Regions from separate parts of the Mus musculus genome. Here regions 2 and 3 are each linked to region 1. A link is a loop called in an ENCODE intact Hi-C map of the cell type or tissue named here. Cell type or tissue: gastrocnemius. All regions are shown on one strand. Region 1 has its middle 1.3 kb from the start of Gm5544. Region 2 overlaps Notch2 (notch 2). Region 3 overlaps Notch2 (notch 2).

Region 1 (2,500 bases):
GTAGGACAGAGATACCATTACAGCACCAGTATGTGCATATATGACTGGGAATTATCCTTTGGACTCAGGAGGCATCAGGGCTGAGCACCTCAATGTCCTACAAAAATTTTTAAATTTAAAAACTCAACCAGGCATGGGGCAGATGCTTTTAAAGCCAGCAATCAGAAGGCAGAGGCAGCCAGCCTGGTCTACATAGGGAGCCAGCCTGGTCTACATAAGGAGGTCCAGGATGGCCAGTGTTACCAAGTGAGACCCTGTCTCAGAAAACCCCAAATGAAATTAAAAACAAGCAGAACTAAGTGTTAAGTTATATCTAAAAAACTTGGGTAGGGCGTGGTGTTAGAGTGCTTGCCCGGGATACACAGAACCCTGGACTGGATCTCCAACACTGTGAAAAAAAAGTGGAACTGGGGTGTGGGGTGGGGCAGTGGTGCTGGGGTGTGGGGGTGGTGGTGGTGAGAAGCTAGAGCAGTCAGCTGGCTTGCTCAAGCCCAAGGACCTGAGTCTGAACCCCAGGATACGCTCATGTCAAAGCTGACCACACAAGCTTCTAATCGCAAGGCTGGGGAGACAGGCAGGCCGGTTACTAGGGCTTAAAGCCTGGCCAGTAAGACTGACTAAAACTCAGCCATTTAATATTTTCTTCTCAAGACAGCATCTCTCTGTGTAGCTGTCCTAGAAATCACTCTGTTCACCAGGCTGTCCTAGAACTCAGAAAGTATGTGTGCTACCATGCCCAGGTTTTGTTGTTGTTTGTTTGCTTGTTTTTAGTGTTTTTCCACAAGCATCCCTGGTACCCTTGGGGGCCAAAATGTGTCAGAGCCCATGGATCTGGAGTTACAGTTGTGATCTGCCGCGTGCATGCTGAGAATCTAGTCTTCTAGAAGATCAGCCAATACTCTCAACTGTCACTGTTCTCTACCCTAGAGTGGTTTCTCTGTTGAGGAAGCAGCAGACTTTGGAGTTTTGCTGCCCTCTGCTGGGAATACTCATGGTCTTTGATGTGAACCAGAACATCTGAGCACTTGCGACCAGACCCTTTCCTTATGGTAAAAAGCCAAAGGAGTAGATCTGCGGTGACTTGATGTTCTGCTGTGATGTGCAGATTTCTGAGAGGGCAAATAAACTAAAAAGCGTCTAAAAAAAAAAAAGACTAAGAGAACAACTGAAGAGGTTGTCCAGAGTCCGGAGGAAATAGGCAAGAATGCTCAGGCTACACAGATCTTTTTATTAAGTACTAGGATCAAAGTCAGAACCAAGTGGAGATGAGGGGCTATATCACCAGTGCTCAGTATATCAAGACAGCGTCTCACCATGTAGCCCTAGGCTGGGTTAGAATTCCAAATCTTGCTTTTACCTGCAGTGCTAGGCATGGGTCTCTGTGTCATGCTACAGTGCTCTTCTTGAACATTTGTAATAGCCAAGGTGATTCATTGTGTACATACGAATTGCTTCAAGTTTGTAAAGCTCATCAGCCAGGACTGCCTTTTAATCCTCAAAGAGTCCATGAATGGGAAGAGATTGTAATTCCCATTCCCCCGTGTGGAAACTGAGGCGCGTGGTACTATATAACTCACCTAAGGCCCTACTGCTGGAATGCTGAGCTAGAGCTAGAAGTCATGCCTTTTGGCTCACAGTTCTGTCTTTTTGGTTTTTTCTACCAGTTCACCTGCTGCATTTGTTAGAAGCAACATCTCTGTTGCAATTTCATACAAATCTCTATCCCACTCCAGTAATGTTCATTTTACAAAACCGTTCCAGACAAATAGATATGCAGGTGTACAACTGATTCTACTCCAATGGCCTCACCTATACAACCATCAAGAAACAAACTTCTCAGCATGCGGATTCAACCATCATAGTCCTGTGATAAGCCACTCTTATCAGGGAAACATATTTACATTATATGATATATTGGCCAAGGCATTTATCACTGGAGTCACCTTTTCAGATAAATAAGAATGGTTATATGACTTGTTGACATTGAAGTTCATTAAAGCAGCTCTACAATGTGAAGTCCCTGAGTGTGATGGTTCCCTGGAAGTCCCCTGACAGATCTGCCGGTTGCCTGGGTCGTTTTCCTCCTAATCTGTCCCATTCCTTCTCTATTTACCTTTCAATTGTTTCTGCTCCAAAAAACCAATTTAGCTTGCTAACCCTCCTCCAAAGTGCTCACTATACATTCACATCACTGGTATTTTGTTCTGGTTTCTTTCATGTGCTTCTACTCTGCTCTGATTATTTTAGTACCTTTCATTCAAAATTATTTCCCCCAAACTGTGCATATAACTTTATAATTCAGTGTGCTGACCCTGCAAACATGCCGAGTATGTCCCATGAACTAGTCATGGGACTGAGTGCCTGAGAAACAGTTGGTTTCCCCTGTAGGGATCGCACAGGGCATACATTTAAGGACACAAAGAAGTACACACCAACAGGTACTGAGTTGCTGAGCTCCATATGCTATAAATGTGAGCACGTTGCTGTGGAGGATGAAACT
Region 2 (2,500 bases), 110 kb before region 1:
AACAACTAGACCCCAATTGTGAGCTGAAGCAAATGAGTTCAACTAGGTAAGTTTCAGCCCTTGCATGTTAAAGATTACACTATATACAACATATGGTTTGAAAACCCACAGAAGAACCAGGACATGTCAGTCTATTAATGGCACCACTGCATGCTGTCCCTCTAGACGGCACTGAACGATGCGACCCCTCTCTAGCTTGCTAATTCCTACTTGCATTCCGAATCATTTGCTTCCACGTGCTTCCACTATGGCTTGGGCAGGTGTATCATACTCTCACCCTCACGTCTAGCAAAGTTCTTGAAAGGCAGTGGTGTTGACAACAGAGATGGCTCATCTCCATGTGTATGAACCACGGAAGGTGCATAGTCACTGACATTCAACAAACTAAACAGCTAAGACAAAAACCTACTGTCAGACTCAACCACCAGCTCCCGTGATTAAAATGTTCAAAGGTTTCCATTTTACTGAGCATGGAGACACTGAAATGAGACTCTAACACAGATTTTACGTTTGTCAGGAGAAGTAAAATAAACAGAGGAACACAGTTAGACACATCTTAGCCTTTAACAAGAATAAAAGTCTGAGAAAGTAGAATTGTACATTTCTGATCTCGGCAAAACTAAAACACCTTTCAATGTTTCTTCTGTCTTAAAATACGCATGAGCTGGGGCTGGGGAGACGGCAAGTGGCTGAGAGGCCACACAGCTCCTCCTAGCACCCACACAGTGCCCTCTTCTGACTTCGGTGTGTACCTGCACTCATGTGCACGTGGCACATGCACATATAACTAAAATAAGTCTTTAAAATAAAGGAAAATTTGTGTGCATGATGATATTCCCTCCGACCCAACCCCTGTGCACCTTTAGCCATGTGTATCAAGGAGGGGAGACTGACTGAAGAAGTTGGACAAAAGCAAAATCATGTGCAACTAACCAACAAATGCAAAAACAAACTCCTCAAAAGGAAACTGTCCAGGAAACTTGAGCAAGGACGCATGCCTGCTCTCCTCTCACAGTGAGGGAGGACGCATGCCTGCTCTCCTCTCGCAGTGAGGGAGGATGCATGCCTGCTCTCCTCTCGCAGTAAGCACTTTTGCTCCTGGCACATCCACTGGTCAGTAGGTGCCAGTATGGTTCCAAGAAGCCCCAGTGTATTTCCTCAGCATGGACATCCATCTGGGGAAGAAATGGCACTAACAAAGACAGACGCGGGGCTTACAAGCCCATGGCTCAGTGTGCTAAAGCCTCAGGTAGAGGAAGAATTCCCATCCAAAGGCTCAAAGGGCCAGCCTTCTAGCTGATCTGTCGTACTACCTCTATCTGTCCTCTTATCAAGACAAATTCTGCCTGCCAACAATTCCCTGTTCTTTTAGTAAGCCCTCTCTATTAAAAGATATTTAAAAAAAAAAGTATTTTAAGTACAACTTAAAGTTTTTAAACCCCATAATTTTAAATAGAAGCTTTTAAGTACCCTTACTGGAAAAAATTATAAGTATATATAATTTTCTTGCTACCCTCCCCCCAAAAGAAGCAGAATGTCTTTTAGCTTAAACTTCTTGGTGCTTTTTAAGTGAAGAAGACAATGTCTAGTGTTTGTTCATCCAGAGGTAGATTTCAAAAAAGTCTAAGACACAATGTTATATTAAAAAGGAAAAAAAACAAAACAAAACAAAACAAAATCCTGTGATTGTTAAATGCTATCACAAAATATGGCAACTTCCCAAAACCAAGCAGGGAAAATCCAGAGACTAGTCTCAGATTTCCTGACCAGCGTCCATCCTCATGGTCTTTTTCAAAAACACCCTTGTGTGGTAGGAACAGGGGCTATTCACAAGAACCAGGCTGGGCAGGAGTCACCGGAATACCGCAGCTGCTGTGCAAATGGTGACACCACAGAGTTCAACGATATGCTCTGAAGTGTGCAAGTCGGCAGCTACATGGTCATCTCGGTCCCAGATGCTCGATACCTACGGCACCAAATGAACCCCACTCACCCGTGCATGGTATTCAAGCCCAGCATTCCTGCACACGTCACTGAGAATTGTCTAAGTCCAAGAACCTCCAAAGGTCCTAAGTCCCTGGCCTGCCTATATCTGACACTCCAAATCAGCACAGAGACTTGCAGTCAGAAAAGTAACCGTGGAGATGGGGGATGCACAGTACACCCAGGGCCCAAATCTGGGGACCAGAGGGAGCCAGCAGGCAGACACCCACTCTGTAGTGCACATGAAGATGGTGCAAGGGGCACAGCCCGGCCCTTCCATCCCTAGTCTTACTTCTCAGTTCTCCTCAGCTGTTTCCTCACACAGAAATCAACTCATATCAACACGAGGGCAGAGAGAAGCAGGCGACACTGATGGCTGCCACTGATCCCCGCAGCCAGGGAGCTCCTTCATCAAACCCTAGGCTTCCAAAAAAACAAAGTCAACTCACAAACACAGAGGGCCACGATGCCCTTGGCAGCATTCTCAAGTCTAGAGAGGTCAAGAGTAGCTCAGCCT
Region 3 (2,500 bases), 200 kb before region 1:
CTCCCTGATACACTGGACAGGTGCTTGGAATCACAGAGGGAATGTGGGGCTCTGCTGGGGTCTCTTGACAAATCGTAGAAAAAGGGTCCCATCTGCCCTGTGGCCATTTGAAGATTTAAACTAACAAAAGCTTTAAAGTGCAATGCTTTTGCCATTCAGAATTGAGAAACAAGAATATGAAATGTCTCAGATCACAGAGGCAGACACTAAGGTGAAACGGCTGATGGGGACAGCAGCATCAAGAGCCCCCGCTGACCATTAGAGGGGACATCTCAGAGCACAGCTCAGTGGACCACTTCCAACATGGGCACGAGCAGACAGCATTTCCTGACTTTGGGAAACTCACTCAGGTGTCCCCACACCTTGCCTCGCCCTGTCCTGCCCCTCTGCCTTTTTCTCCTTTTTTAAGTTCTGGTCAGCGTTTGACATATGAGCATCCTCAGAGCCCACACTGCCCCAGCGTCTATAACAGCTGGAAAGAACAGTTTCTTGTTGGGAGTTACTGCACTGAGGCAGCTTTCACACTGTGAAATCCCATCCATTCTCTGTAGAATTCCAAGCATTTTAAGGGTGGCATGTATTTCAGACTGAAAAGAAGGAAGGGGTGGGGGGTGGGAGAGAAAAGAGACGGAAGGCATGCAGGCTGGACAGGGGCTCAGCATGGACCAGCATCCACACTGGAAATTACCAGTTAGTTAGAGGACTGTGCTGTTCCCAGGCTTCTAGAATGTGAGGACACACCCAGCATAAGAAGTCCAAGCAGGTTCCAGAAAGCACAAGACAGATTTCAAAGCCTATGACCATGACACATCTCTGTACGGGCAACTACTTTAGCTCCAAATGTCACCATAAGTGACTAGGTGGCCTACAGAGCTCCTGTTCCGAGGCAGCGCTTGCTCTCTTCACGCCATCTATGAAGAGCAGGCTCGGCGCACAGCCAAGCCTTAGTCATGCAGGAGGACCATGCTTACTGCAGCTTCCCTGGGGTTCGCATCGGCTGCTTTTTGGACCTGATCTTTTAACAGGCCTCCCAGAGTTAGAAAGATGACAGGCACAGACACAGCAAAGTAACTCAGCACAGAGTGTCAAAAGGTGCAGGGTAGTGGGTCCACCCAGACTCAGATATACGGCTCCTGAAGATAAACGTCTTGTATTTTCTTTTTCTTTGTTTCTTTCTCTTTCTCTCTTTAAGATTTATATATTTATTTTATAAATGTATATAAGCACACTGTAGCTGTACAGACAGTTGTGAGCCTTCATGTGGTTGTTGGGAATTGAATTTAGGACCTCTGCTCGCTCCAGTTAACCTCGCTCACTCTGGTTGGCCCGCTCACTCAGTCCCTGCTCACTGAGGCCCAAAGATTTATTAATATATCCAAGTACATGGTAGCTGTCTTCAGAAACACCAGAAGAGGGCGTCAGATCCCATTACATGTGGTTGTGAGCCACCATGTGGTTGCTGGGATTTGAACTCAGGACCTCAGGAGCAGTCAGTGCTCTTATTGACTGAGCCATCTTGCCAGCCCTTGTATTGTCACATAAAAGTTTGAGAGTATACAGTGATCTCTGTAGTACTCAGTGTGGGTGTGCTGAATGCTACTGCATCATTGCAGTGGGGGTGTGCTGAATGCTACTGCGGTCACTGCAGTGGGGGTGTGCTGAATGCTACTGCGGTCACTGCAGTGGGGGTGAGCTGAATGCTACTGCAGTCACTGCAGTGGGGGTGTGCTGAATGCTACTGCAGTCACTGCAGTGTGGGTGTGCTGAATGCTACTGCAGTCACTGCAGTGGGGGTGTGCTGAATGCTACTGCATCATTGCAGTGTGAGTGTGCTGAATGCTACTGCAGTCACTGCAGTGGGGGTGTGCTGAATGCTACTGCATCATTGCAGTGTGGGTGTGCTGAATGCTACTGCAGTCACTGCAGTGGGGGTGTGCTGAATGCTACTGTGGTCACTGCAGTGCTGAAAGTTATTGCACAACAAGCTTAATATGATAAAGATGGCAGATTTTATGTCTTGTTTAATTTATCTCAATTGAAAAATGTTAATTTTGCCCTGTACCCCAACAGATTATTTTTCATATTCTTGCCAAGCATGATATAATCCATATACCACAAAAGAGTCTCTCAGAAAAGCAAAGGTAAAGATGAGCCTAGTTATGATGCCCATGGTATAAAGACTTAAGGAAACCTGGGCCCTGCGTCCTTGCCCTAAGCTGGTCTTGGCTTGCTGCAGGAGGTCAGACATTTCCATAGAGATCATGGTTTGCTTACTCAAGACTCCTGCACATCAGACTAGCAAGGGCTGAGAGGTTCTCACCCGTGAAGGCGCTGCGGCAGATACAGTTGTAGTTATTTTTGAGCTGAACGCAGTCCAGGCTGCCCTCTGAGCTGCAAGGGTTGGACAGGCATTCGTTGATGTCCCCCTCACACCGCTCCCCAGCAAAGCCAGGCAAACAGCGACAAGTGTAGCCTCCAATCCGGTCCACGCACTGGCCAC

Evidence for each region. A loop is a pair of places that touch in the nucleus more often than their neighbours do. Peaks named below come from ENCODE experiments on the same cell type or tissue, not always from the same donor. Only the 100,000 strongest peaks of a DNase experiment are listed, where the experiment ranks them.
Region 2: it touches region 1 in a loop (3-fold over the local background); 7 of 42 quality-filtered maps call a loop at or near these places.
Region 3: it touches region 1 in a loop (4-fold over the local background); 12 of 42 quality-filtered maps call a loop at or near these places.

What each region holds. Positions count from the first base shown.
Region 1 is chr3:97,927,592-97,930,091 of GRCm38, reverse strand. No RefSeq gene overlaps it. Among named protein-coding and RNA genes, the nearest start is that of Gm5544, 1.3 kb to the left of the region's middle. In gastrocnemius, a CTCF peak has its summit at 969 (motif pointing left); DNase peaks (open chromatin) are centred at 510 and 973; H3K27ac peaks cover 277 bases.
Region 2 is chr3:98,039,640-98,042,139 of GRCm38, reverse strand. All of the region lies in intron 1 of Notch2 (notch 2), which reads right to left. Among named protein-coding and RNA genes, the nearest start is that of Gm40103, 15 kb to the right of the region's middle. In gastrocnemius, a CTCF peak has its summit at 1,125; a DNase peak (open chromatin) is centred at 1,134; H3K27ac peaks cover 2,500 bases.
Region 3 is chr3:98,131,255-98,133,754 of GRCm38, reverse strand. It overlaps Notch2 (notch 2), which reads right to left. Exons shown (of 34, transcript NM_010928.2): 23 at 2,321-2,500. Among named protein-coding and RNA genes, the nearest start is that of Adam30, 28 kb to the left of the region's middle. In gastrocnemius, a CTCF peak has its summit at 1,387 (motif pointing right); a DNase peak (open chromatin) is centred at 934.